Linked DNA regions of Homo sapiens: region 2 is linked to region 1. A link is an interaction called in ENCODE POLR2A ChIA-PET data of the cell type or tissue named here. Cell type or tissue: IMR-90. All regions are shown on one strand. Each heading gives the region's core, and the rest is flanking DNA. Links, peaks and the distances in the headings are about the cores only. Region 1 overlaps KIF16B (kinesin family member 16B). Region 2 has its middle 51 kb from the start of SNRPB2.

Region 1 (15,295 bases), core at 4,076-12,075:
TTCCATAGCACTAATTTAGATTCCCACCAACAGTGTATAAGAGTTCTCTTTTCTTAGCATGCTTGCCAGCATCTGTTATTTCTTGTCTTTTTAATAACAGCCATTCTAACTGGGGTAAAATGATATCTCTTTGTGGTTTTGATTTGCATTTCCCTGATAATTAGTGATACTGAGCATTTTTTTCATATATCTGTTGGTCATTTCTGTGTCTGCTTTTGAGAAATGTCTCTTCATGTCCTTTGCCCATTTTTAATAGGATTAGTTATTGAAATAATAAAGACTATATATGACAAACCCACTGCTAACATTGTAGCGAATGGGGAAAAGGTGAATTTTTTTTCTCTTAGAACTGGAAGAAGACAAGGATACCCACTTTTACCACTCATATTGAAGATAATACTGTAAGCCCTAGTCAGAGCAATGAGGCAAGAGAAAGAAATACAAGGCGTCCAGATTGGAAAAGAGGAAGTCAAATTGTCCTTCTTTGCAGATGACATGATCTTATATTTAGAAAAACCAAAGACTTCACCTAAAAACTCTTAGAACTGATGAATGAATTTAATAAAGTTGCAGGATAAATCAACATACAAAAGTCAATAGCATTTGTATATACCAATAATGAAATAGCTGAGAAAGAAATGAAGAAGGCAATCCTATTTACTGTAGCTATCAAAGAAAAATACTTGGGAATAAATTTAACCAAGAAGGTGAAAGATCTCTTCAAGGAAAACTGCAAAATACTGATGAAAGAAATTGAGGAGGACACAAACAGGTGGAAAGACATCTCATGCTCATGGATCAGAAGAATTAATATTGTTAAAATGACCATACTGCTCAAAGCAATCTACAATTTCAGTGCAATCCCTATCAAAATACCAACATTGTTTTTCAGAGAAATAAAAAAAAAATTCTAAAATTTGTATGGAACCAAAAAAGAGCCTAAATAGCCACAGCAACCCTAAGCAAAAACAAAGCTGAAGGCATCATACTACCTGACTTCAAAATACATTAAAAGTCTGTAGTAACCAAAACAGCATGGTATTGGTATTATATAAAAATAGACACATGGACCAATGGAGCAGAACAGAGAACCCAGAAATAAATCCACATATTTTCAACTGATCTTTGACAAAGCCACCAAGAACGTACATTGGGGCTCTCTTCATGATGCTGGGAAAACTGGATAAGAATATGCAGAGGAAAGAAACATGACCTCCATCTCTCACTGTATACAAAAGTCAACTCCAGATGGATTGAACACTTTAATGTAAGACCTGAAATTACAAAACTACTAGAAGAGAACATAGGGAAAGCTCTTCAGGACATTGTTCTGGACAAAGACTTTATGGATGAGACTTCAGAAGCACAGACAACAAAACCAAAAACAGACAGAAGGGGCTATGTTAAACTGAAAAACATTTACACAGCAAAAGAAACAGTGAAGAGACAACCTGTTGAATAGGAGAACATTTTTGTAAGCTACTCATTTGATAGGGGACTCATATCCAGAATATACAAGGAACTCAACAGTAAAAAATATATTGGCTTTTCTATAAGTGTTTTCAGGAACTAGGAAGAGATTTGCTCTTTATGGCTGAAATTCTAGCCAGTATCTGTGTTATAAATACTAAGAGTAATTTTAGATTAATTTTTTTTTTTTATTTGAGACAGAGCTTTGCTCTTTCACCTAGGCTGGAGTGAAGTGGCGCGATCTCAGCTCACTGCAACCTCTGTCCCCCGGGCTCAAGTGATTCTCCTGCCTCAGCCTCCCGAGTAGGAATTATAGGAGCCTGCCACCATGCTCGGCTAATTTTTGTATTTTTAGTAGAGATGGGGTTTCGCCATGTTGGCCAGGTTGGTCTTGAACTCCTGACCTGTGATCCACCCACCTCAGCCTCCCAAAGTGCTGGGATTACAGGCGGGAGCCATTGTGCCCAGCCACATCTTTATTTTTTATTTTTTATTTTTTTTTAAACTGTTTCAGTTTGTATGCTTAAAGAAGGAAGCAAGTTAGGAAATTATTTGTGAAATTTCTTTTCTGAAATAGATGGCCTCGATCTTAATGTTGATGACCTGTAATTATCTTTTGATATGATTTTAAATTATTGGCTGTAGCCTTAGATTGACATTGAGAAACACAGTCTGGGAAGAGAAAGGGCTGGAAACTCACTCATGGTTTGGCAGGGTGAGAATGAGGGAACCTGAGTGTCATGACATTCACATGACATCTCTCATCAGATTATGTCAGCAGTTATTGCTCTTGGTCAGAAGCCACTTACAACTTAAGAGCATAGAATGGAGACAGTATTAGCTGACTTATGGTATATCCATTCATATTCTGTCATGTGATTTTAAAAATAAAATTTAAAAGTCAAAGAACAAAGGTTAGTGAGTTTTCCAGTGTAAGAAGTAGTTTATTTCATAAGGGTAAACCTAAGACCCATCTATTACTATGTCATATTAAGTACAGCATCAGAGCAGTGCTTTTTAAATTTTAACGTTCATCAGAATCATTTACAGTTGTTAAAATGCAGGTTCCTATTCTGTAGGTTTTAGGTGGGGACTGAGAACCTTCATTTCTGTCAAGCTTCCCTGGAGCCACTGATGTTGCTGGTCTCTGGAGCATATTTTGAGTATTAAGAGTCAGAGCAGGGATTCCTATCTTTTGGGGTGATGGAACTCTTTGAGAAACTGAGGAATGTGGTAGACCCTCAGAATAGTGAAACTGCCTCCTGCTCCTGATCCCCCTTCCCAGCCAGTCATCCCAGTACATAGGATTTCAGGGAGGTGGTGAAACCTTCAAAACCTACCTGCATCTTCAGTTTTCATTTTAGAAGTAGCTAATAAAAAGACAGTCATATTGCATAACAGCCTTTCAGTCAGTATCTCACTTAGTGCTTTTATAGAATGGATGTTAATTTAGAACTAGGAACGCACTGCCCTGGTTACCTGCAGGTTAGAATACATGATCATGTGGAGGGCCCTTTAAATTTAGCTGCTCCAAAGGTGTAAGGTTCTGAGATGGGGAGTTATGGAGTCTCTGGCTTCCAGCAGGAGTGGTGGGCATTGTATGAGCCACATTACTTTGTTTTCTAGGCAAGAATTGACAAGTCAATGTGAGCATTACCACGATCACTTCTAATATTTCTATGTAGCTGGATAATTTTGTGTTCCTGAGAGGTATTTGTTGATAATAGTGGTTTTAAGATGAAAGCTCTAGATGCATTAGGTTAGTGATTGATTGAGAAAAAAGGACCCACTGTGGGAATGGGAGGAATCTGGGTTTGGTGTTCTGTGATATAAATAAACCCAGGTGGTTTGTTCTCTTGTTGAGCAGGACATGCTTTGGTAATTGAATGCTGTAGGAAAGGTTTAATTTTATGAAGTATTTGTTTTGTAGCCACATGAACATGGGGTGTCCCTGAAGCAGTTCTTACTTTTGGGTCCACAATGGAATTGCCCAACTCCTGGTGGGTTGGAGTGGAAGCATTTTTCAGGCTTGGAAATGTTAAACTTGGCCCTGGGAATCTGCTGTAGTTCCCAAATGGTGTTTACTGCAAATGCTTTTTGGGTTTGTTCACAACTGATATTTATTTTGTCTCTGTTCGTCTGAGCTGGCCAAGATGTTACCCCTTAGCTGGTTTCCCCATACCTGGATTATTTTAAAGTAAATCCCAGGTAACATATCATTTGATTTGTAAATATTTCAATATGTATCTCTAAAAGGTTTTTTAAGTCATAATACTATTATCATACCTACAATATTAGCAATAATTCCTTAATATCATCAAATATCTAGTCAGTGTTAACATTTCCCTACGTAAGTTATAATTTTTTTTTTTTTTTTTTTGAGACGGAGTTTTGCTCTTGTCGTCCAGTCTGGAGTGCAATGGCACAATCTCGGCTTACTGTAACCTCCGCCTCCTGGATTCAACCGATTCTCTTGCCTCAGCCTCCCAAGTAACTGGGATTACAGGTGCCCGCCACCACACCCGGCTATTTTTTGTCTTTTTAGTAGAGGCGGGGTTTTGCCATGTTGGCCAGGCTGGTCTCGAACCCTGACTTCAGATGATCCACTTGCCTCGGCCTCCCAAATGGTTATAATTTTCAAAGTGCTTTTTCTGTTTGAATTGGGATCCAGTTGGTTGATATGTCTTTAATGTCTTTTCTAGCTTTAGATTTCCCTTTCATCGTTATATTCTTTGCAATTTGTCATAATTTGGAATATGCTGAGTCATTTACCCTGCTGCCTTTCCCACAGGCTGGATTTTACCGATTCCCCCACCTGAGAACATTGGCGTGTTCCCACTTACACTTGTCATTCCTGCTGGTTCCCTATAGGGCAGCTCTAGGTCAGAGTCAGGCCATCCCTGGGAGGGAAGGACAGGAACCCTGGGGCAGTCGCGTTGGTACTTCAGGTAGAATACACCTCGTACCTGGTTTTCTCACAGTGGCTGGCCTGGTAACCATCGGTGGTCCCTCCCTAGAGCCATTAATTCACCAGGGGTGACGAAATGATATTTTGTTATTACTTCTTTATTTTTTTAGCTGGAATATCTCTAAAGGAGAAACTTTCTTTCACAGTTGTTTGGTTACTTGAAGTATAGATAGTTTTGGAAATGCAAGATAAATGCTTGATTCTTTCTTTTAACAGTTTTCAAAATAATGAGACAGATCCTTTGATCTTTCAGAGGGGACCACTGAGTTTTTATTTTTAAGTTATGAGTTTATGTGCTTAAATATATTCTATCTATTTCAGTTGGTTTTTAGTTTCTTTGCTGTCCAGATTTCTCAACTTTGGGCAGCAGGAACTTATGCAGGTTGGTTCCTGAGTCCTTTTGACAGGGTCCTTGTATTAGTTTTCTTTTAGTGTATAACAAATTACCCCAAAACTTAGGGGCTTAAAACAATATGTATTGACCAGGCATGGTGGCTCGTGTGTGTAATCCCAGCAATTTGGGAGGTCGAGGCGGGTGGATTGCTTGAGCTCAGGAGTTTGAGACCAGCCTGAGCAACACAGCAAAACTCCATCTCTACAAAAAATACAAAAATAGGCAGGTGCAGTGGTGCGTGCCTGTAGTCAAAGCTACTTGGGAGGCTATGGCAGGATAATCGCTTGAGCCTAGGAGGTGGAGGTTGCAGTGAGCTGAGATCATGCCATTGCACTCCAGCCTGGGTGGCAGGAGCGAAACCCTGTCTCAAAAAAAACCAAACAACAACAACAAAACACAGCATGTATTATCTCAGAGTTTCTGTGGGTCAGGAATCTGGGTGGGGTTGAGCAGGGTCCTCTGACTCCGGCTCTCCCCTAGCGCTGCAGTCAGGGTGCCAGACGGCTTCCCAGTCATCTCTCATCATCATGTCCCGGTGCGGGCTTGGGGAGCGTGCCCTGCCAGGCTGTCTGGCGTGCTGCTAGCGGGCCCCTGTTTCCTGCTGGCTGGGTCTGTCCACAGGGGTCCTCACTCTGTCGTCCCTGACTTTTCACACTGCCAGGGCTCAAACAGAGAGGGCAGAAGAGAGAGCCAGCAAGACAGAAGTCACAGTCTTGAAAGCCCGCCTGGGAAGTGACAGACCATCACTTGGGTGTGTTTGTGTTGTAGTCATTAGAAGTGACTCACCAGGTCCAGCCCATAGTCAAGGGCAAGGATCGCACACGACAGGGTGTGAGTGCCGGGCAATCACTGGGAGCCGTGTTAGAAGGTGCCCGCCACAGCCCTAGTGACCTGTGTTAGTGTTCCTGCTTTATAGTGTGAAGAGATGGTTCAGTATTTGGATTGAATCACTTCTCCAAGGAACCCTGACTTATTTTAGTGGAAAATGTTATTTATAGGCTATAATTTGAGTGTAAGATTCTAGGCCTTTTCAATGGACAAAGCAAGGGAGTTGTTTGTTTTTTAAATTTTGGATGAAAGATGAAGTTTCTGCTACTCCTTCCAATTAGATTCAGGACTACAGTTTTTTCTGGGACAGAATTTCACTCTTGTTGCCCAGGTTGGAGTGAGTGCAGTGGCGTGATCTTGGCTCACTGCAACCTCTGCCTCTTGGATTCAAGTGATTCTCCTGCCTCAGCCTCCCGAGTAGCTGGGATTACAGGCATGCGCCACCATGGCCGGCTAATTTTCTATTTTTAGTAGAGATGGGGTTTCTCCGTGTTGATCAGGCTGGTCTTGAACTCCCGACCTCAGGTGATCTGCCCGCCTCTGCCTCCTGAAGTGCAGGGATTACAGGCGTGAGCCACCGTGCTCGGCCAGGACTACAGTTTTTACTTAACCTCATCAAACTTATGTTTGTATCTCATTCAGCCACTTCAAAAACCTTGGTTCTCTAGGGCACCAACATCATTACTCTTGTAATGTCCCACAGTACACAGACAGAAATCTCAGAATAATGGCACTTACATTACCACCAAAAATATGATTACTAAAAATGCTTTAAGATTTCTTTGTAGTTCTTTTTCTTTTTAGGATATATCTCATTATAGTATACAGTCAAATTCCTCTATAGAGTCGTAATTGAAATAGTTTCTCACTTTGTGGTACACAGCTAGATTCATTCGCTTCAACTTACTTCTAAATTATAGCTTGTTTTTTGAAACTCTTGTTTTATTTTTGCATAAATCATTTTTATCGTTCTAAAGATGACCTCCAGATCAAAGTATATTTGCAGAAATCTAGCTTCTATCCTTGTCCACTTCCCTTGTCTGCCCCAAATCCTTATCCTCAATTTCCCTTTTTTTCCTAGGTAGCCTTTTGAAAAATACATAGGTTTTAAAAAAGTGTTTAAATATAATTTGTATTTTTCTACATAGATTTTCTCCATCTTTTGTCTCCACTGAACAGTATATCCCAGTATATCCCAGTGGCCACGCCATAACAGATATAGGGATCTTCCTCATTCCTTGTTCAGTGGCGTCACACTCCATTGGGTAAATGTATGGTCATTTATTCTAGGGAACTGTACTCTTTAGGAGTCCTCCTGTTCTGCTGTTTTCTGAGAAATGCAGTTTCTGAACAGATGTAGAAAGAAGGTAGGAGGAGGGAACAGTGCCCTGGCTGCTTCTGGAAGCAGCACCTGCTTGTAACCACTCCAGTTTTCTCTTTGGTTTTCATCTTGGGTAGGGGGCTAAGGTCTCTTTCTCTTTGTAACAAGGTGAGGGGGGCTACTTTTTTTTGGTGAGTCTTAGCTCTTTGTGGTGTCTGTTATTTCATTTACTCTTCTTTTGGCTTACAATTGGAAATTCTTTCAGGGTTTAACAACACACTGTGTATCAGCCATAATTGTTGATGGTGGCATCATTTTGCGTATCTTCATGTTATATTAGTAAGGATTTGGGAGGAGCCGTGTCTGGGATTGCTCCTCAGATGCCATTTGAAAATAAACTCCTAACGTAAAAAGTAAATAAAACAAATGGGTTTAGTTTTGTTTTGTTTTTAATAATCTTTTCTCTTCTAACCACTACTGAATTATTTGTATTGCAGGGAAAAGGACTTGGAGGCCAAGTTCATTATTCAGATGGAGAAAAGCAAAACGACAATCACAAACTTAAAGGCAAGTCATGACCTGGCCTTGCTTAAGTTCCAAGAGCCCCATGATTGCTTTACTGTGGGGATGACTAATGAGTAAATAAAGCCTGTCTGCTGTTTCCACACCCTCCTTTCCAGTGCAGTTAGCCACGTCAGCTTGCACCTGGCTTGGGCTCAGTCTTGAAGCAGAAGAGTTGATCCCGTTTCCTTTCCCATTCCTGGCTTTATTTGATCTGGAAGCCAAATCCAAGCTGTTGCTCTGGTCCAGGAGCTCCTGAGTCTATCCCAGATTCGGGCATTTTCATCCTGTGTCCTCGTAGTAGGGACTTAGCCTGGCAATTGACTGTGTTCTGTGAACATTAAATAAGCTTTGCCCCTATATTTTTTTCCATTTTTAATGAAGAGGATCATGTTTGGTAATCCTTGAAGAAGAACTGATACTATTATTCAAAACTCAGGGAGGAAAGATTAAAAAAAACCACCAAATTTCTTTTCTGGAAAAAAAGTTAAAAAAAATTTTCAAGATGGCAAGTTTCTCCTTTGGCACTGAAAAATATCCTGTTTGTTTATTTGGTTAGGAAATTTTTAAAGGGCACTGAATGCTTTTCGCTGAGGAGGGTAACGGGGGTATAAAATTAATATTGAAGAAATCAGAGCTGGGCTTGGTGGTGCACACCTGTGGTCCTAGCTACTCGAGAGGCTGAGATGGGAGGATCACTTGAGCCCAGGAGATCAAGGCTACAGTGAGCCCTGTTTGTGCCACTGCACTCCAGCCTGGGCAACAGAGCAAGACCCCATCTCAAACAAACAAACAAAAAAACAACAACAAAAAAGAAAGAAATGAAGTACTTTATGGGTTCAATGCCTTTCTCCTTTGATATTTGTCATTAACTTTTAGGTCTGGGTTTCTGAGACATGATGCTCCATGGCCAAGTCAGATCTATCTCCTGTTCACATCTGTGGAGATTTCTATTAATTTATGGCTCAAAGGATTGGGTACTTTGAGATCCAATTTCAAAGTAGTGCGAGTTGATCTCCAATGGTAGAAGCTGGGAAATGCTCCCATCTTCCAACTGGGCAGCCTCTGGATCATTTCATTTCCTCCATTAAGGCGCTGGTGTCCTTTGCCTGAGGCATTCTCCACTGGATGCCTTTCTTCCTCTGCTTAGCACAACCCTTGTGCCTTCCAGCTCTATCTGGCCTGCACTGTGCTTCTTTCCCTTCCTTTGGCCTCTCGCATATTCTCATGTTTCTACCCAGTTGTCACTTGTCCATTCCCTGCTGGTAATTACCTTGTCTTTCCTTCATGTGTCTTTCTACGCTCACAGTGCTTTGGTAAAAGACCGCTGACTCTGGATGAGTCTCCTTTCTTTGTGCGTTATGGAATCTATTTTCCTCGATTACTCTGTTGCTTTTTGAGTTTTTTAAACATTTTATCATCTGATGTTTGAGTAACCAGAACAGATGCCTAGACTTTTAGTGTTTTCATAAGAATCATAACAATTTTTTTATAATATGTGAATCATGTGGAAAACGTGGTGCTCATTGAAGTTATTCAGCATATGTCCAATAAGCAGGCTTTGGGAGCATATGAAGATGTTAAAACATGGTTCTGAGGTGCACTTTAAGCATATAGCAAGGGGGACAAGATATATGCAAACATCCGCAATAAACTCACAATATGATGTGTCCTGGAAGAGTCTAGGCTGTCAGAGGTAGGAGAAATTACTTCTCCATGGAGTGTCCAAGGGAAGTGTCATGAAAGAGGAGACATCTGACCTAGAATTTTCAGTGAGGCCACCAAATCATACAGCTTTAGAAGGTGCCAATCTTATCATGATCTATGTGAATACCACCCTTGTAGTTGTGCAAAGCCCAACTCTGGTGGATTTAGGTGGAGGGAACAGTAAAAAATCACTGAAGGTGGAAATACAGAGTCTGGCTGGAGTGTTGGGTTCTTAGGAGTTAATAGTGATAAAAAGAAAAGGTCAGAATAGTATTCTTGGGTCATATCACAGAGAACTTGGATTGCTGCAAGGAGTTTAGTTTATATTTAAATTTTATTTATTTATTTTTTTAGAGAAGCCAGCAGGAATGAAATGGTTTTTAGTCAGGGTATAAACATGGAAATTTGGGTCAAATGGCAGTGCTCTTTACATTATCATTATTATTCTAATCATTTCTTTCTAGATACCAGAAGGAGGCACTGGGGACTCAGGAAGAGAACGGACCAAGACCTTCACCTATGACTTTTCTTTTTATTCTGCTGATACAAAAAGCCCAGATTACGTTTCACAAGAAATGGTATATGATATTTTCAAAATATTTATGTTGATTTATTTTCACATTGAGAAAAACATGCCTACCCTAAAATACTTTAAAATATCTTGCCAATTTCTTTCTGAATGTAATTTTTGTATAAAATTAGCCTTTGCTAACTTACCTTTCTGAGTGTTATGTAGGAGTATCTATTTAAGCCTGAGAAGAATTCAGTTCTCAAAAGATTGATTTTTTTTTCACCTTTGAGCATAATGATGATAATTTTTAATTTGTTTCAAAACTTGGATATGGTTCCTGTTTAGAAGGAGCTCTACATAGAAAGCATTTCTGGGGAGACATGTGTATGCTGCGAAGCACAGTAAAGAAGCCACTTAACCTTGAGTCCTATTCAGTGCGGAGATTTAGGAGGAAACTTCAAACCCAAGTCATGTGTTCCCAGGTTGTGTGGATCATTACAGGTTTTAGAGTGGATTCTAGAAAGAAAGAACGTTCATTCAGAATCTTTCTAGAGTCTAGAATGATGCTGGAATTTGTCCAAGAAATCTTGCCTGTAGGCTTTTAAGGGCTAAAATGTAGATGTGAAGTGGACAGATAATAACAGACACAAAGGTGCCCCCAAAAGCCTATCAAGACACTGATGTTGACATTTCAGGTGAGCAGAGGGACAAGTATATTTCTCGGGGTGGGGAAAAGCTGCTTATTTGAGCAGAGTGAGGTTAGAAATGGGGAGCACCAGTATAGAAGGAAAAACGCAGGCTTCATTGCTGGGCCTCTTCCTGGCTCGTTGACAGCTTCTTTAGATAACATTGCTTTAAGTCTCCATATGTTAAAACGGGGATAAGAATTCCTGTCCTGCCTGGCCTGGGTTGTAATCCATGCAATGGCATCTCGAAAAGTAGGGTATGAAAAAGTGCTTGTTTCTTTCTTTCTTTCTTTTTTAAATTATGCTTTAATTCTGGGATACATGTGCAGAATGTGCAGATTTGTTACATAGGTATACACGTGCCATGGCGGTTTGCTGCACCCATCAACCCGACATCTACATTAGGTATTTCTCCTAATGCTATCCCTCCCGTAGCTCCCTACCCCCTGACAGGCTTTGGTATGTGATGTTCCCCTCCCTGTGTCCATTTGTTCTCATTGTTCAGCTCCCATTTATGAGTGAGAACATCTGGTGTTTGGTTTTCTGTTCCTGTGTTGGTTTGCTGAGAATGATGGTTTCCAGCTTCATCCGAGTCCCTGCAAAGGACATCAACTCATCCTTTTTTATGGCTGCATAGTATTCCATGGTTTATATGTGCCACATTTTCTTTATCCAGTCTATCATTGATGGGCATTCGGGTTGGTTCCAAGTCTTTGCTATTGTGAATAGTGCTGCAATAAACATACGTGTGCATGTGTCTTTATAGTAGAATGATTTATAATCCTTTGGGTATATAACCAGTAATGGGATTGCTGGGTCAAATGGCATTTCTGGTTCTAGATCCTTGAGGAATCGCCACACTGTCTTCCACAATGGTTGAAATAATTTACACTCCCACTAACAGTGTAAAAGCGTTCCTATTTCTCCACATCCTCTCTATCATCTGTTGTTTCCTGACTTTTTAATGATCGCCATTCTAACTGGCGTGAGATGGTATCTCATTGTGGTTTTGATTTGCATTTCTCTAATGACCAGTGATGATGAGCTTTTTTTTCGTATGTTTGTTGGCTGCATAAATGTCTTCTTTTGAGAAGTGTCTGTTCATATCCTTTGCCCACTTTTTGATGGGGTTGTTTGTTTTTTTCTTGTAAATTTGTTTAAGTTCCTTGTAGATTCTGGATATTAGCCCTTTGTCAGATGGATAGATTGCAAAAATTTTCTCCTATTCTGTAAGTTGCCTGTTCACTCTGATGATAGTTTATATTGCTGGGCAGAAGCTCTTTAGTTTAATTAGATCCCATTTGTCACCTTTTGCTTTTGTTGCCATTGCTTTTGGTGTTTTAGTCGTGAAATCTTTGCCCATGCCTATGTCCTGAATGGCATTGCCTAGGTTTTCTTCTATGGTTTTTATGGTCCTAGGTCTTAGGTTTAAGTCTTTAATCCATCTTGAATTAATTTTGTATAAGGTGTAAGGAAGGGGTCCAGTTTCAGTTTTCTGCATATGGCTAGCCAGTTTTCCCAACACCATTTATTAAATAGGGAATCCTTTCCCCATTGCTTGTTTTTGTCAGGTTGTCAAAGATCAGATGGGTGATGTCATTTCTGCGGCCTCTGTTCTGTTCCATTTGTCTATATATCTGTTTTGATATCAGTACCATGCTGTTTTGGTTACTGTAGCCTTGTAGTATAGTTTGAAGTCAGGTAGTGTGATGCCTCCAGCTTTGTTCTTTTTGCTTAGGATTGTCTTGGCTATACAGTCTGTTTTTTTGGTTCCATATGAAATTTAAAGTAGTTTTTTTCTAATTCTATGAAGAAAGTCAATGGTAGCTTGATGGGGATAGCATTGAATCTATAAGTAACTTTGGGCAGTATGGCCATTTTCACGATATTGATTCTTCTATCCATGAGCATGGAATGTTTTTCCATTTGTTTGTGTCCTCTCTTATTTCTTTGAGCAGTGGTTTGTACTTCTCCTTGAAGGGGTCCTTCACATCCCTTGTAAGTTGTATTCCTAGGTATTTTATTCTCTTTGTAGCAATTGTGAATGGGAGTTCACTCATGATTTGGCTCTCTGTTTGTCTGTTATTGGTGTATAGGAATGCTTGAGATTCTTGCACATTGATTTTGTATCCTGAGACTTTGCTGAAGTTGCTTATCAGCTTAAGGAGATTTTGGGCTGAGATGATGGGGTTTTCTAAATATACAATCATGTCATGTGAAACAGAGACAATTTGACTTTCTCTCTTCTTATTCGAATACCCATTGTTTCTTTCTCTTGCCTTGATTGCCCTGGCCAGAATTTCCAACACTGTGTTGAATAGGAGTTGTGAGAGAGGGCATCCTTGTCTTGTGCTGGTTTTCAAAGGGAATGCTTCCGACTTTTGCCCATTCAGTATGATATTGGCTGTGGGTTTGTCATAAATAGCTGTTATTATTTTGAGATACCTTCCATCAATACCTAGTTTATTGAGAGTTTTTAGCATGAAGGGTGTTGAGTTTTTTCGAAGGCCTTTTCTGCGTCTGTTGAGATAATCATGTGGTTTTTGTCATTCGTTCTGTTTATGTGATGGATTGTTCAGTTTCCATGTGATTGTGCGGTTTTGAGTGAATTTCTCAATCCTGACTTCTAATTTGATTGCAGTGTGGTTTGAGAGACTGTTTGTTAGGATATCCATTCTTTTGCATTTGCTGAGGAGTGTTTTACTTCCAATTATGTGGTCAATTTTAGAGTAAGTGTGATGTAGTGCAGAGAAGAATGTGTGTTCTGTTATTTGGGGTGGAGAGTTCTATAGCTATCTATTAGGTCCGTTTGGTCCAGAGCTGAGTTCAAGTCCTGAATATCCTTGTTAATTTTCTGTCACGTTGATCTGTCTAATATTGACAGTGGGGTGTTAAAGTCTCCCACTATTATTGTGTGGGAGTCTAAGTCTCTTTGTAGGTCTCTGAGAACTTGCTTTATGAATCTGGGTGCTCCTGTATTGGGTGCATATATATTTAGGATAGTTAGCTCTTCTTGTTGCATTAATCCCTTTAACATTATGTAATGCCCTTCTTTGTAATTTTTGATCTTTGTTGGCTTAAAGTCTGTTTTATCAGAGACTAGGATTGCAACCCCTGCTATTTTTTGCTTTCCATTTGCTTGGTGAATATTCTTCTCTCCCTTTATTTTGAGCCTTTGTTGTCTTTGCATGTGAGATGGGTCTCCTGAATACAGCACACCAATGGGTCTTGACTCTATCTAATTTGCCAGTCTGTGTCTTTTAATTGGGGCATTTAGCCCGTTTATACTTAAGGTTAATATTGTTATGTCTGTATTCGATCCTGTCATCATGATGCTAAGCTGGTTATTTTGCCCATTAGTTGATGCAGTTTCTTCATGGTGTCGATGGTCTTTACAATTTGGTATGTTTTTGCAGTGGCTGGTACCAGTTGTTCCTTTCCATATTTTGTGCTTCCTTCAGGAGCTCGTGTAAGGCAGGCCTGGTGGTGGCAAAATCTCTCAGCATTTGCTTGTCTGTAAAGGATTTTATTTCTTCTTTGCTTATGAAGCTTAGTTTGGCTGGATATGAAATTCTGGGTTGAAAATTCTTTTCTTTAAGAATGTTTAATATTGGCCCCCAATCTCTTCTGGCACGTAGGGTTTCTGCTGAGAGATTCACTGTTAGTCTGATGGGCTTCCCTTTGTGGGTGACCTGACATTTCTCTCTGGCTGCCCTTAACATTTTTTCCTTCATTTCCACCTTGGTGAATCTGACGATTATGTGTCTTGGGTTTTGCTCTACTCGAGGAGTATTTTTGTGGTGTTCTCTGTATTTCCTGAATTTGAATGTTGGCCTGTCTTGCTAGGTTGGGGAAGTTCTCCTGGATAATAGCCTGAAGAGTGTTTTCCAACTTGGTTCCATTCTCCCCGTCAGTTTGAGGTACACCAATCAAACATAGGTTTGGTCTTTTCACATAGTCCCATATTTCTTGGAGGCTCTGTTCATTCCTTTTCATTCTTTTTTCTCCAATCTTGTCTTCATGCTTTATTTCATTAAGTTGTTCTTCAATCTCTGATATCCTTTCTTCTGCTTGGTCTACTCAGCTATTAATACCTGTGTGTGCTTCACGAAGTTCTTGTGCTGTGTCTTTCAGCTCGATCAGGTCATTTATGTTTTTCTCAAAACTGGTTATTCTAGTTAGCAATTCGTCTAACCCTTTTTCAAGGTTCTTAGCTTCCTTGCATTGGGTTAGAACATACTCCTTTAGCTCAGAGGAGTTTGTTTTTACCCACCTTCTGAAGCCTACTTCTGCCAATTCATCAAACTCATTCTCTGTCCAGTTTTGTTCCCTTGCTGGTGAGGAGTTGTAATTCTTTGGAGGAGAGGAGTCGTTCTGGTTTTTGGAATTTTCAGCCTTTTTGCACTGGTTTTTCCTCATCTTCGTGGATTTATCTATCTTTGGTCTTTGATGTTGGTGACCTTTGTGTGGATGTCGTTTTTGTTGATGTTGATGCTGTTTCTTTCTGTTTGTTTGTTTTCCTTCTAACAGTCAGGCCCCTCTGCTGCAGGTCTGCTGGAGTTTGCTGGAGGCCCACTCCAGACCCTGTTTGCCTGGGTATCACCAGCGGAGGCTGCAGAACAGGAAATATGCTGCCTGTTCCTTCCTCTGGAAGCTTTGTCACAGAGGGGCACCCACCAGATGCCACCCGGAGCTCTCCCGTATGAGGTGTCTGTCAACCCCTGCTGGGAGGTGTCTCTCAGTCAGGAGGCACAGGGGTCAGGGACCCACTTGAGGAGGCAGCCTGTCCCTTAGCAGAGCGTGAGTGCTGTGCTGGGAGATCTGCTGCTCTCTTCAGACCTGGGAGGCA
Region 2 (15,295 bases), core at 5,134-13,133, 150 kb before region 1:
GCTGGCTAAATTATGGTACACCTATACTGTATTAGACAGGGTTCTCCAGAGAAACAGAACCAATAGGATAGAGAAAGAGAGAGAGAGAGAGAGATAGACTATAATGAATTGGCTCAAGTAATTATGGAGGCTAAGAAGTCCCATGATCTGCTGTCTGCAAGCTGAAGACCCAGGAAAGACAGTCCTGCAGCTCCAATCTGAGTCTGAAGGCCCGAGAACCAGGAGAAGCGAGAAGATAAGTTCCAGTCCAAATATAAAGGCCTAGGATCAGCAGAGCTGAGGGTGTAAGTCCCAGTCAAAGGGCAAGAGAAGATCCATGTCCCAGCTTGAAGACAGGCAGAGAGAGCAAATTCTCTCTTACTTCTCCTTCTTGTCCTATTCAGGCCTCCAACAGGTTGGATGAAGCCTACTCACACTGGAGAGAGCCATCTGCTTTACTGAGATTACTGATTCAAATGCTAATCTCATCCAGAAACACCCTCACAGACAAACCCAGAAAAATGTTAGACCATATATCTAGATCCTTGTGACCCGGTCAAGTTTACACATAAAATTAACTGTCATATATATATCGTGACAGGTTATACAGACATAAAAAAGAACAAAGATTTCATTGTGGTGTTATTGAATGAGTTAGGTAAACAGCAGAAAATAGGTACACATGATCTCATTTTTGGAATGCAGAACCATCCTCGAGCCCAGCAAAGAGGATCCCTTGCCCTGGACCTTGTGCTTTAGAAGGCTCTGTTCTGGCCCTTTTCCAGGGATATCCCTCCTCAGAAAGTGGAGGTGTGCAGAGCTCAGGAGACATGATCATCCAGAGACCCCGTGCCTTCATTCAGGCTTTGGGACCCTGTAATTTCTTCTCCAAACAGCTCTGAACCCATTTCCAACGTCTGCACAGACCTCTTTCCTTGAGCCTTCCTCTCAAGGGTAACCATGCTAAGTTACACACCCCTAGGCCCAAAGAGAGGCCACAGGGTGACTTTTTGCGCATAATATGGATGGGGCTTGAACTTGTAGGCTGAAGTGTCCATGTGTACATGCACAAAGATGGAGTCAGGGCTAAGAAGAGAAGGGGGTAGACCATAAGCTGATGGCCTCCATTTGTATTCTTGCCCCAGTCCTGCACCTATGAAGGGCAGGCCACCCGCAGACATGATGCATTAGGCCACGACAAAGACACTCTAAGCAAACATTGCTAGGAAGGTATTTAATGTAGCTGCCTGGGTGGTGTCAGGTTCTGTATGAATGTATGGTTCTTTTTCCATTCAGTTTTCAGGCAGAGGGGACTGTTCCGAGAAGGGGCTCTTTAGAACATTGCACATGGAGAAGATGCAGCCCATCAAGCAGAACAGTTGTCCCTCCAAAGAGACAGAGTAGCCAGCCTCTGCAGTTAGTCCTTCCTGGAGCTACAGGCACAACCCCAATATGGAAAATAAGCAACACAAATGGCTTCCAGGACACACAAACTGTGAGACCAGAGCATCATGGAAAAGGCTCAAGAAATCCAGCTCAGCCCCAGAGCACATCTCTGACCGCCCCCGGTTAAAGACTGTAGATGTGTGTCAAGACCCAATGTAGGACTTTCTGTTTATTGATACGAAAGTTTGCCTAATGCAAGGCACAGATTTCTCACCCCAGACAACAAATCCATGTGTTGAGGAACCATTGCATGTGTGTTTATACATAGATAGATGAATGAGGTGGTTCCTGAATGAATATAAGACTCAAGATTTTGGCCAAGACTGGGAAAATCCAAAGAACACCTCTTCCAGACTCAATTGTAATGAGATCTTTCTGCGTCTGGATTTATTCTGTGTCACATGAAAACCTGTTAAACTTCCATGGAAAAAGATGTCTTGAATATTTTATGCCTTATTCAAATGCTTCAGATATTTATTTCAGCTTACAGATGTTGAAACTATCTTAAATTGTCAAATGTTTTGTTGGAATGAATCTTTTACTTCAATAATTTTTTAAGGTTTTTTTTTTTTAAAGCCTGACTCAAAGCAAAAGTAAAACAGATAAAAGCTGAGTTGATTTATCTGAATTGGAGCTGGAGATTCCTATCTTCACTCACTGGCTCCCGCTCTCCCATCGCCCCTGGGAAGAAATATCTGGGAAAGGGGAAAAAGAGATATTGCCACTAAGTCTCTTTACTTCCTTGAGCCAAACTTAAACATCACTGACCAAATTCCCTCTTTTTATTTTAGATAGAGAAACTGAGTACTTAAGAGGTTAACCCTTAGAAGGAGTAAAGGTTTATTATTATTCAGAGTATATAAAACACTTCCCACCTGCCTTGTGTTGAAAGACAAGGGTCCCTTACGGCATTAACAAAAGGAAGGCAAGAATGGGACGTCTGATCCACAAGATGACCTGCGCCTTTGTCACCTTCATGCAGGTTAACTTAGAAGACAAAGGAGTTTTGGCTAAGCTGGTGGAAGCTACCAAGACCAATTACAACAACAAATATGATGAGATCCATCATCACGGGGGAAGCAATGTCCCAGGCCCAAAATCCATGGCTCACATTGCCAAGCTGGAAATGGCAAAGGGTACAGATTTGCCACTAAGCTGAATTAAATGTACACTGTTGAGTTTTCTGTACATAAAAGTAATTTAAAAATTCCCCTTCCAAAACAGTGTATATAAGGGTATAAATATAATAATAGCAATAATGATCAGCACTTTATGGGCACTTACTCTCTACTAGGTACTGTGCTAAGCATCTTACCTCCACCTCTATTACCTCACAAAGCCCTTTTAACAACCTTGTGAGATGGATACCAATATGTTCTTTGTTTTCAGATGAGGAAGCCGAGTCTTCAAGATCTAGCAGGGGAAGAACATGCACTTAGATCTATAAACCCTGATACCAAGATCTTAACCTCTATTGTCTAGAGCAGAGTTTCTCAACTGTGGCATCACTGACTTTTGGAACCAGATTATTATTGTTACGGGGGACTGTTCTGTGCATTGTAGGGGGTTTAGCAGCATGCCTGGCCTCTATCCATTAGATTTCAGTAACATCCTCTCAGTTATGATGATCAAAAATGTCTCCAGACCAGGCACAGTAGCTCACATCTGTAATCCCAGCAACTTGGGAGTTTGACACGGGAGGATTGCTTGAGCCCAGAAGTTTGAGATTAGCCTGGTCAGTATAGTGAGACCCCATCTCTATGAAAAAATTTGTAATTAGCCCAGTGATGGCATCATGGGTAGTCCCAACTCCTCTGGAGGCTGAGACTGGAGGATCGCTTAAGTCCCAGAGTTTGAGGCTGCAGTGAGTTATGATTGCACAACTGCACTCCAGCCTGGGCTACAGAGTGAGGTCCTGTCTCTTAAAAAAACATTATTTTAATTGAAAAAAAAGTCTTCAGACATTGCCAAATGTCAACTGGAGGACAAAATTGTCCCCATTTAGAAACACTGATCAACAGACAGATGAAGTACTCATAAAATTATTTTATGGTGTGCTATCTCCACGTAGCTGCCCAAATGGACGCGTATCATGGACCAGCTAATGGAGGGCCTCATACAAGAGTCACTTTGGGAAATCATTGATGAAAGACATTTGTCTTGTGCACTCAACCAACTGGGTGATTTACTGACTATTGTCCCTTTTCACATGATCACTGTGGAGCCCCACAGGCACGTATCTAAATGTCCCATCCATAATCATTTCTTCTGACAACATTATACCCAATATGAGGAAGTTGCAGGTTATGGGAGCCTGGAGATGATTCTATGTGGGGGTCCGTTGTAGAAACAAGGAATACAAAACTTCTATGGATAAAAAATTCGGTGCGGGGCCTTGGAAGTGCTTATGTAAGTGAGGGGCCCCTAAACTTACATTTCATCTGCTATTTCATCTGTGCACACAGGCAAGGTCTTAGATTTCCACCTGTTTTACTCACACGTAGGAAGCTTGACTCTGTTTGGTGTCATCACTTAGCATTCTTCCCCACTCGGGTAACATAACCATTTTCTCTTTTATCATGGCCTTGTGATAAAAGGGCAATTGAGGCTTCCTTGTCACACCAAGGTTTATGTGATATTGCCCAAAAATGTGGTATCCAAATCATGGAAGGGCATTTTCTTGCTTAGTAGCTGTTTAATACAGCTCATGGAAAGTAAAAAGGAGTAAATATTTGAGAAATTGAATTCCATTTCCCTGATAAAAGTCATACTACAGGTTTGAAGGAGCCAACTTCCTGACTATTAAGAATTATGTTTTACTTCCCTGCTCATCAAGTGTCCTACAGAAATTTCCTCATCAGTGATCTTTCTTTCACTTTATTAAGTACAGAAAATGATTGGGGTGAAAATCAACTTGATAAACCCCTGCAATAATTTCATTTGAGTTTTAAAAAATTTCTTGGCTGGGTGCAGTGGTTCAAGCATGTAATCCCAACACTTTGGGAGGCCAAGGCAGAAGGATGGCTTGAGCTCAGGAGTTGGAAACCTGCCTGGGCAACATAGAGAGATATTAGCTGGGCATGGTGTTGCATGCCTATAGTCCCAGCTACTCGAGAGGTTGAGTCCAGAGAATTGCTTGAGCCCAGGAGTTCAAGGTTGCAGTGAGCTATGAGATAATGACACCGCACTCCAGCCTGTGTGACAGAGTGAGACCTTGTCTCAAATAAATAAATATAAAAACTAAATAAAATTTCTAAAAGCAGGAAAGAGTAAAAATCTGGTAAAAAGTGTTGGTGAAGACTGGATTAGAGTAATGAGGAAATGCAGCCTGTCTCATAATGCAATCCATACTTCATTTGGTGATCTCAGAAGAGGTAGCACATTTTTATTGCACCCCTCTCTACCCAGCAGATCCTGCTATCCTTCCCAATTAAGAAAGACAAACCATAGTCTTCTTTTCCTCCCCTGCTTCATGTCAGACTCCATCTTCCTTTCATGTTTGCTTTGGAAAAAAATATAAAAAGTCAAGCTATAAAATCACAGCAATCCAATCTCTTCTTCTTCCCCTGTATCCTCTGAGAATGACCCATAGTTGGGTCATTCTAAATAAATGTTGCTTTCTAAAAGTTCTAATAGAGCACCTCTTAAGAGATCTCTGGGTATTCCTCCATGTCCTTAGAGAATAGATCCCTTCACAATTCAGGGCATCCTTCCCCTGCTTGCTGGGAGTCTTGGTAGATAACACAATGCACAGCTGCTTCTTTCTCCAGAGGATTTCCTTGGTCAAAGGTGCATGAGTCTGCTCCGTTGACATAAAGTACCGAGGGCTGTGGGGCTTAAACAACAGAAATTTATTTCCTCACAGTTCTGGAGTCTGAGAGTCCAAGATCAAGGTGTCAGCAGAGTTGGTTTCATTCAGAGGCCTCTCTCTGTGGCTTGCAGGTAACAGCCTTCTCTGCATCTTCACATGGTCTTCTTTCTGTGTGCCTATTTTTTGTTTTTGTTTGTTTGTTTGTTTTTTGTTTTGGAGACAGGGTCTCACTCTATCACCCAGGCCGGAGTGCAGTGGTGTGATCTCAGCTTACTGCAACCTCCACTTCCTGGGTTCAAGTGATTCTCGTGCCTCAGCCTCCAAGTAGCTGGGATTACAGGCACATGCCACCACACCCAGCTCATTTTTTTGTATTTTTACTAGAGACAAGGTTTCACCATGTTGGCCAGGCTGATCTTGAACTCGTGACCTCAAATGATCTGCCCATCTTGGCTTCCCAAATTGTTAGGATTACAGGCGTGAGCCACCATGCTGGGCCTCTGTGTGCCTATTCTAAATTTTCTTTTCATGTGAGAACACTCATCATATTGGACTAGGGCCCACCCTAATGTCATCATTTCCACTTAACTTTAATATAATAGTTAAGTTAAAATGAGGACAGGATTTTAAGATCCTGTCTCCATATACAGTCAAATTCTAAGGACTAGGGGTAAGGATTTCCACATAAGTAGTTTTGGGAGACTCAGTTCAGCACCTAACAAGGAGTAGTGTCTTGTTCATTTTTGTAAAAGAATGTCAGTTGTTCAGGGATTAAATGACCTTCTGAACAATCCACCAAACCATCCACCAGCACTTCTAATTTATAACCTGTACTGTTGATCTAAGTCATTCTTAGAAGAGTTGTTCTGGTGCAGACCTTCTTGTAGTTTCAGAGTTGGCATTAGAGAACAAACAATGCTTGTCTTTTTTTCTTTAAAGATATAAATTATAGACATACGCTAACCTTATATATATCTTCTGGGTATCCAGGTTAGTTACCTCTTTAAAGACCTCGTCTCTAAATACAGTTGCATTCTAAAGTACTGGGGGTTGGGACTTCAGCTCATGAAGAGGGGTGGGCACAGTTCAGCTCATAACAAAAGAGCTATGGCTGACAGGGGGTTCAGAAGGCTGGCCCTCTTGCCTGAGGATAAGGCCGCAGCTGGTCTACACCTGAAACCACACCCTTGGTTTGCTTTTATTCCCCTGCCCTCTCCTGACCCTTTCATTTCCTTTTTCCTGAGAGCTGTTCCCCCAACAAATCTCTTTCACAAGAATCTCCATCTCAGGCTCTGCTTCTAGGCGACCTTCGGAGCATTTTCTTTTAGCATGGATCAAAATCTTAGAATCCAGGAGACCCAGTTTCTAGCCATGGGTCCCGCTTGCTGTGTAAACTTGGATAACCTGAGCATCGTCACCCACAAAATGACAGTGGTGGATTCGGTGACCTCTGCAGTTCCTGCCAGCTCCTATGGGCACTTCATTTCTGAAACCAGCCAGTTCAGTGCTGCTATATTTCTGTCACAACTGATGCATCCACTGCAAAGCCTATTTTTACCGAATTGGAGCCCTTATTGACAACAACCCCCATTCCTGTATGTTTTTTCTCCTATTTTAAATGGTTAAACAAGACAGAAAATGATAAGCAGCTGCAGAAAAACTGCCCCCATGCTGCCAGCCGCAGCAGCTTTCCCACGCCTCCCTCTTCATCTTGACCAAACTTTAAGTCAGACCATTATACACACTCCAATCTGCAACTGGAAAAAGAATCCCTCAGAAACTATTAAATTACTAAGAATAACACAGGACCATTTGTTAATCCATCCAGTAAATCCAGTTTTTTTCCCTTATCCTGCATTTGAGTAAATCACTGAGGCTAACATGGCCACTAGAAGAAGTTTTGTATTTCATCAAAACTAAAAAGTTATCAATAATAAGACATTCTGCTGTTTATGTACAACTCAAGGAAAAAAAAAATTTGCATTCAGACATGATGCAAACATATCAGTTGGAATTTTTATCCCAATGAAAAATATTTTTTTATCCCTATTGATTAAATTTTGTCCCTATTAAATGAACTAGATTCATATCAACATTTTTACGTCATCTGTCACTCTCATACATTAGAAAAGCAAAATATACAGGAAAAATTATTTAAGGGGTTATAAAGACTTCCTCACATTTAGAGTTTAATCCTGAATCACGGTGAACTCCATGGTACCAGTGACTGTGAGATATTGTCTTTTCTGGCAAGAGCACACATAATATCATGCTTCTTAAAATGTGTGCACTGCTGCTGTCTATGGAATTTTCTTCCAAGCCACTGACACCATTATATAAGCCATTTCTTTTACTTTTTATTATGCAGAATGTTTAGCAAATACAAAAGCAACAGAATACGAATAATGAACCACACTCCGGATCATCAGCTACAGCCATTCCTACCCACATACACCATCATTCACTTTCTCCCCTCTTGTATAATTTTGAACCAAGCATCTGACATACCATTTGTCTGAAACGTCTGTCACATCATTCATCCATGTCTTTCAGTGCATATCTTTAAAAGATAGGATTATTTTAAATATAACCAGAATATCTTTCCAAACCTAAAAAAAGTGATTGATAATTCCTTAACGTAATAAAATATCCAAGCAATGTTCAAAGTCCCAGTTATCTTATAAATATTTTTTAAATTTTTTAAAATGAAAATTCAAACAAGGCCCACACATGATGGTTTATTGATATGTCTTTTACTTTTCTTTTAATCTGAAGTTTCCCCTTCATTCTCTCTCTTTCTTTCCTTACAATTTATTTGTTGAAGAAACAGGGTTGTTTGCCCATGTGGAATTTGTCACTGTCTGGATTTTGTTGATTTCAACCCTGTGGTGTAATTTACAATGTTCCTTTCTCCCTTATATTTTATGTAAATTATTTTTGTGTGTGTGTGTGTATGTGAATAATTTGAACTGAGAGGTTTGATCTTAGTTGGGTTTGAGTTTTTTGGCAGGAACACGTCATAGGTAATGTTGGATTCTTCTACCAGGAGGCATGTCATGTCTGGGTGTCTCTTCATGTGATGTTAGCAGCCATTGATGTTTAATGCCCAGATTCATTAGTTCATTAGTAGTTGTGAAAAGATGATATTCCAATCCTATAATTCTCCCTCACTTAATAACTGGAAACTTTCTATAAAGATAAACCTTCTCTCATCTACCAATTCTGCAAGTTTTAATACGTGCGTCAGAGAGCGATGCCTATTTCACCACTGCCACCTGGCCATAGGTGATTGACATACAGTCATTAGCATGCATTTAGGAGCTGTGTGGTAAGAAAATAATTGTGTCTTTAAGAGGTAGAATTACACTTGTCACTGAGAAGTCTCACATGGAGAGTGGAGTGGGAGTTAAGAAATGATGATGCACATCATCTAATTCATGTTCTCTTCAAGAGGGGTGTGTTTGTGGGGTTGGGGTATGTGCCAAATATGTATAGTTGAATTCACATAAGTTAAATGCAAATATGATGTGTAACATTATAATTTTTCTTATAGTGATTATTTCTATGTACTATATATTTCTCTCCTCTGAGATTATAAGTGCCTTTTCATAATCTTAATCAACCCTAAACTTCTCAAAGCCAAAATTCTGCAAAGCAAATTACCTTTAATTCTCCTCTTTCTCACCTTCCTTTCTGTCTAGCAGCCATTAGTATTCTCCCAACCAAAGCCACAATAAGATGCCTAATAAAAACGTGTCCTGGCTATAGTAGCTGAGAACTCTTGTCTGCTGTATTCTAAACTGTGTCTCTAGGGTCCTGTGTTCCTCATAAAAGCCAAGCAAAGCAATTATTATGAACCTTTTTTTTTTTACATACAAGAAAACTGAGTTTAAGAGATACAATATCTTACTATTGGAAAAAGAGCAAAAAGTGAGCTTAAGGGTTGGTTTTTCCCTTTATTTCCCAAACATCCTGTCTACTATCAGCATTTAGTGTAAAAATTTTAAATGAAGTTTAACATATAAACACACAGGTACATAAATCATATGTGCACAGCTCAATGAATTTTCACAAAATGAACACACCCATGTTCCCAGAGACAGGATCCAGAAAATGAACACTAGAAACCAAGAAGCTCCCTCATGTTCCTCCCCATGACCACCTCACCTAACAGTAACCACTACCTAAGCTTCTAATGGAATGCATTCATTTTATATACTTTTGAATATATAAAAGGAATCATACCAAATGTACTTATTTTGTGCTGGCTTCTTTCATATAGTATTATATCATGAGATTTATCCAGCCAGGAACAACATTTCCCACACCCCCTTGCAGTTAGGTGGAGCCATGTGACTAATTTTGGCCAATGGAATGTGAGGGCAGGTGACATGTGTCTCCACCCAGCCTAGGTGGTTAAGAATCTGGGGTGTCTTCTGCATGATATCTCCACCACTTCTGTGAAGACCCTTGGGGACATGTGTTGAGAGTGGCAGAGTTCAAGCTGGAAGAAACCTGAATCTCCAAGACACTGCTTAGACAAGGAGGGCAACCTAACTGGAAGCATCGACATTTCACTTGTGTGAGCCAAAAATAAACGTATGATGGGCTGAGCCATGAAAATGTGGGGATTATTTGTTACAGCAGCCTATCCTGATTGATACAGTTGATTTCTTGGGTCCCTTTACTTTTCAGGACTTTCCCTTTGTCTCTTTTTTCCTCCTTAAAGAAATGATTTCTTCAGCATAGGAGAAGTAAACTGAACCCGCTGAATTGAGGAAATGTCAGGAGAATAGGAGGGAAAGAACAAGAGCTACAAAATAGAGGAGTAAAAATGTGAATAGATGAAAGATCAGAAATGCAAGATTGGATTATGATGAAAAAATGTTCTCTTCTCACTTCCTCTGTAATTAAAGAATAAAAATCTTCTCTTCTAGGCCTCTATTTCTAGATTACTTGGAGATCATATCTTTGTCTATCTGTGATGCTATAGCAAAATACCACAGACTGGGTAATTTATAAATAATATAAATTTATTTCTCATAGTTCTGAAGACTGGGAAGTCCAAGATCAAGGTGCTGGCAGGTTTGGTGTCTGGCGAGGGATGCTCTCTCTGCTTCCAAGATGGGGCCTTGTTATCAAGTCCTCTGGATGGGATGAATGCTGTGTCCTCACATGGCAGAAGAGACAGAAGGGCAAAAGCTCCTACCTATGTTTCTTCAGGCCTTTTATAAGGGCACTAATCCTATTCATGAGGGATCCATGAGCCCTCCTGACTTAATCACCTTCTAAATGTCCCACCTTAACACTATCACACCGGCGATTAAGTTACAACATATAAATTTTGGAGGACACATTCAGACCATAGCAGATGATGTTGGTACAGGGATTATTCTGGATTCCCTGGAGGTAGACCTCCTATTTACTTCTGAAAAATATGTGTAGGGATCCATATTCTTTTAGTGGCAGGGAAGGCAATTAATAAAGGATATTTGGGCTTTTAATCTAGAGCAGAGATTAGAAAACTTTGCCTATAAAGGGCCAGGTAATAAATATTTTAGTTTGTATAAGCTATATACAGTTACTGTAAAATATTCATCTTTGGTTTTTGTTTTAATTTTTTATAAACCTTTAAAAATGGGGAGTGTCTGAGTCTACTCTGGCTTGGGAGGCTGCTAGAAAAAAATAAAATTTTTTTTAATGTAAAAATCAGTCTTAGCCATATAAAAGCGATACAAAAGGCCGGATTTGGCCTGTGGGCCATAGTGTGCCAAGACTGTTCTAGAACATTATTCACTTTAATCTGGATCTTTATTTCTCTGGAATTGGCAGGATTATGGAAAGAATTTGCCACCCAATCCATAACTTGGAGCAAAACTAAATGGAGGTCATTCATTGGATGCTGTTAGAAACTTAACGTGGCTCTCTTTCAGCTTCTCAGGACAACCACTCCTGAGTGAGATTTCTGGTGAAGAGCCTACACAGGCAGATAAACAGTTGCTGTGGCTCATAACAGCCCTTGCCTCATAATAGGTTGATATGGGCCACCAAACCCATGAAGTATAACTCCCCAAAGCCCTGTTGCAACAGAATGTGTCCGGGGTGATATCAACAGGAAGATGGCTCATTCAGATTACCAGGTGTTCCACCCTAGTACCACTTTAAGATGGTAATGTTTTCAATCAATTCTAAGCCCAGGAGCCGGAAGACAGCCTTCTCATTCACAGAATCCTCCGAGTATGCAACCACTGAGTTCCCACACCCCTCATTAGTGCACTTCATTCTACTTCTTGCATTAGGGCCAGTTTGAGGCCTTTGGGCAGATGTTATAAGCCACTGTGGATACTTTACCCAGACATCTCTGTTTAGCTCTTGCATAGTGCTTCAACTCCCAGCTGCTCCAAATGTGGTACTGGGACCAGCAGCATCCACATCCCATGGAAACTTGATAAAAATGCAGACCTGGGGCCCCACCTCAGATTTATAAATCAGAATTTGCATTGTTAACAATATCCGCTGGTGAGTAGGTATACATTAAAGCTTTAAAAGCACTGCTCTGACATTCACGTTATAGATAGTTTAGCTACAGTGTCCTTAACCCTGGCTATACATTTGAACCAATTGAGAATCTTAAAGCATGCAGATGCCTGGGTCCCCCAACTCCTCACAGTTTCTATACCAACTGTTCTTGGTGCAGGCAAATTAGAATTACCTGATTGTATTAATACATTAAAATCACCTGGGTCCCACCACAGACTAATTAAATCAGAATCTCTAGGGTGGGTGTTTGGTTTAGAAAATCTGCCTCAACCCCAGACCTGGCCACGTGGCCGGGTTCCATAAACCTGCTGTGTATTTTAGCATGTGCTCCTTTTAGGGAGGCTTTGTGATTAAGCCAATTTCCAGCTATATATTGCTGCATAACAAGCTATCCCTCCAGAGCTCAGTGGCTTAAAACAACAGCAAACATTTATTTAGCTCATGACTGCAATTTTGGCAGGGCTCAGCAAGGACAGTTCATCTCTGCTCCACTCAGCATCAGCTGGGACAGTCCACCTGGGGACTGCAGAATTCATTTCCAAGGAGGCACACTTACATGGCTGGCAAATTTTTTTTAATTATTACTATTTGGGAGCTCAGCCGGCGTGGTGGTCTGGAAGCCTTGGCTCCTCTCCATGTGGTCATCTCTATGGGCTACTTGAGCTTCCATGGCAGCTGCGCTCCTAGAGTGAGCGTTCCGCAAAAGAACCAGGTGAAGCTCTATCACCTTCTGTGACCTAACCTCAGAAGTCATATTGCATCACTTCTGCCATAATCACAAGATTCAAGGGGAGGAAACAAGTGGGAGGACTATAAAATCACATTATACAAAACAGCATGTGGGATGAAACACAGTGTTGTAGCTATCTTTGAAAAATATAACCTCCCATAGGCCACCTAGAGCATGTTTGAGTGATGATAAAATGATCAGTGGCAGAGCCGCCCCATCAGCATAATCACTAAGACACAAATTGTTCAATATCCAGAGAGAAGTGAAGTCTGACTCCAATATCTAGAGGTTTCCTCTAAAACATAGTGTATCAATGGAGAATCTGAGGTATAGTAAGGCCAACAAATCAGGCCTTTGAAATGCTAGTTTGCTTTTCACAGTTCCAAGAGGACAGAGCAGACACATCACAGGAGACCACTCAAGAAAACACCAAAGTTGGTTATAGGCAGAGAATTTTCCTGCGGGCAGGAGACTTTATTATAGTTTCTACAGAAAAGAACAACTGAGACAGGGTACGCAGGTTTAAGATCTGCTAGTTTTAAGATTTCAGCAGGCTCTGGGGCATACGGGCTGTCCTGATTGTGTGGTACCAGGCCCTGGGATTACTAGGGCAGGTAGATAGTGGCCTGGAGTGTGAGATCCTAATAAAGGAGGTGGCTGAGGTATAGGCTCTGGATTGTCAATTTGTATTTGAAAAACATGTTCATAAGCAAGTTATTTGCCCCCGGGAGGAGCAATCCCTCCAGGGGCCAGCAAGACCTCAGAGCATTGGTATCTAGAAAGTAACATACATGGCTAATATAAAGCTTCAGTAGGATCCATGTCCTCCTTGAAGTTTTTTTGTTTTTGTTTTTTGAATCTCATAGTAACAATTGTCATGCAGTCATCTGGTTAGTAACCCCTGCCATTTCATGGCCTAATAGGCTGACACTCTTCTTTATCTTAAACAATTAGGGAATCTATTGGCTGCTCACCGCAAAGCTACATTTTTTTATACCCAAACAGAAGATTTAGGTCTGGCAACGGAGAGGATTAAATGCTATAGCAAGGTCTCCAGAAGTACACCAAAAAAACCCATATATATATATATATATATATATATATATATATATATATATACACATACATTATTCCATTATAAAAACTTAACTGGGGGCCGAGCGCAGTGGCTCATGCCTGTAATCCTAGCACTTTGGGAGGCCGAGGTGGGTGGATCACCTGAGGTCAGGAGTTCGAGACCAGCCTGACCAATATGGTGAAACCCCATCTCTACTAAAAATACAAAAATTAGCCAGGCATGGAAGTGGGCACCTGTAATCCCAGCTACTCGGGAGGTTGAGGCAGGAGAATCGCTTGAACCCAGGAGGTGGAGGTTGCAGTGAGCTGAGATTGCACCGTTGTACTCCAGCCTGGGCAACAAGAGTGAAACTCCTCCATCTCAAAAAAAAAAAAAAAAAAAAAAAAAAGAGAATTAACGGGAAGGGGAGGCAATCTTCTGCTTATAGAATCTACTGGATACCTCTTTTAAGAAAGTTCACTGAGCATGACCAGAGACTGAAGTGTGATAGGATTATTAGAGTCTCTCTATTCTAGAATTTGCCCGGGATTTAGATTCTGACCACTAAACTTACTTGTGCTGTCAACAGGAAAGCCTCCTCCTGGCCTATCTGTGTGGCTTGGACTCCCTCACAGCATGGCAGCTGAGTTGGGAGTATGAGAAGCCAATGTGCAAGCATTCTAAGAAGCAGGAGGCAGAAGCCGCTAGCCCTCCACAGACTAGGCTTGGAACTGGCACAGCAACAGCTCCGTCACATTCTATTGGTTAAGCAATCCTCGGGCCACCCCAGATTCTAGGCAGGGGAAATAAATTCTACCTCTCTGTAGGGAGTGAAAAAGAATCTGCAGTCATCTTTAATCTACCACACAGAGTGAAGCCAAATAGGAGAGGAACAAAATCTCTCTTTTGGATCCTGAAAGTTCCAGAAACATGGGGAATATGGACTTGGCCTGTATCAGGAATGAAGCCACGGTTTGATGCTAACGTTATCTTTTTCTATTCTGCTTAGAAAAGTAACATTTTACTGTTTATCCTTAACTCATAATTTTACCAGGATGTGCTAAAGTGTGTCTTTTCTCGTTAATCACGTTTGGAGCTCTGAGCACTTTTATCTGCAAACCAAGTCTTTTGTCAAACAAGCACAGTTTTCAATTATGAGTGTGATTAACTCCCTTCCATCTGTTCCATTTCTCCATCTGGAATGCCCATTAGTCCCACTTAGGTCTCTGAGATCTGGCCTCCAAATCTTTTTTTCTCCTCATGATTTCTATTTCTGTGTTGTTCTTTCTGCTTTGAGAAAGAGCTTTTCATTTTGTACTTCATCTCTGCAACCACTAATTCAATTTGCAGTAGCGACCATTGCTTTCTGTCTATTTGTCTATTCATTCTAGGTGGGGACCACATCTAACTTTTTTTTAATTCCTAAGTTCAGACTGGCCTTTGCCTATAATGTGTTGGGTGTGTGTGTGTGTGTGTGTGTGTGTGTGTGTGTGTGTGTCTATGTGTGTATGGCTGGGCGGATATAGCATAGGTACACAGGTATTTCTACTTATCCATGGTATTTATGAAAGCTTAGATAAGTAAGCACCTTCCCCTTTTCCCAAGATTAGGATATACCCTTCAAAACTAATTACAGCCTCCCAACATACTTTTTAATATAATTAGCATCAATGATTAATGCTTTAAAATATAATATTTTAAAGATGTATACATCTGGTAAGGACAAAACAAG

Evidence for each region. ChIA-PET counts read pairs that join two places held together with the same protein. Peaks named below come from ENCODE experiments on the same cell type or tissue, not always from the same donor. Only the 100,000 strongest peaks of a DNase experiment are listed, where the experiment ranks them.
Region 2: POLR2A ChIA-PET joins it to region 1 with 5 read pairs; 3 of 35 experiments call an interaction of 5 or more read pairs at or near these places.

Annotation. Positions count from the first base shown.
Region 1 is chr20:16,520,624-16,535,918 of GRCh38, reverse strand. It overlaps KIF16B (kinesin family member 16B), which reads left to right. Exons shown (of 26, transcript NM_024704.5): 2 at 7,479-7,548; 3 at 9,714-9,827. Among named protein-coding and RNA genes, the nearest start is that of KIF16B, 45 kb to the left of the region's middle. In IMR-90, for the core only: no CTCF peak of the experiment used is centred there; a DNase peak (open chromatin) is centred at 7,638; H3K27ac peaks cover 171 bases.
Region 2 is chr20:16,671,403-16,686,697 of GRCh38, reverse strand. It overlaps the pseudogene RPL7AP13. Among named protein-coding and RNA genes, the nearest start is that of SNRPB2, 51 kb to the left of the region's middle. In IMR-90, for the core only: no CTCF peak of the experiment used is centred there; no DNase peak of the experiment used is centred there.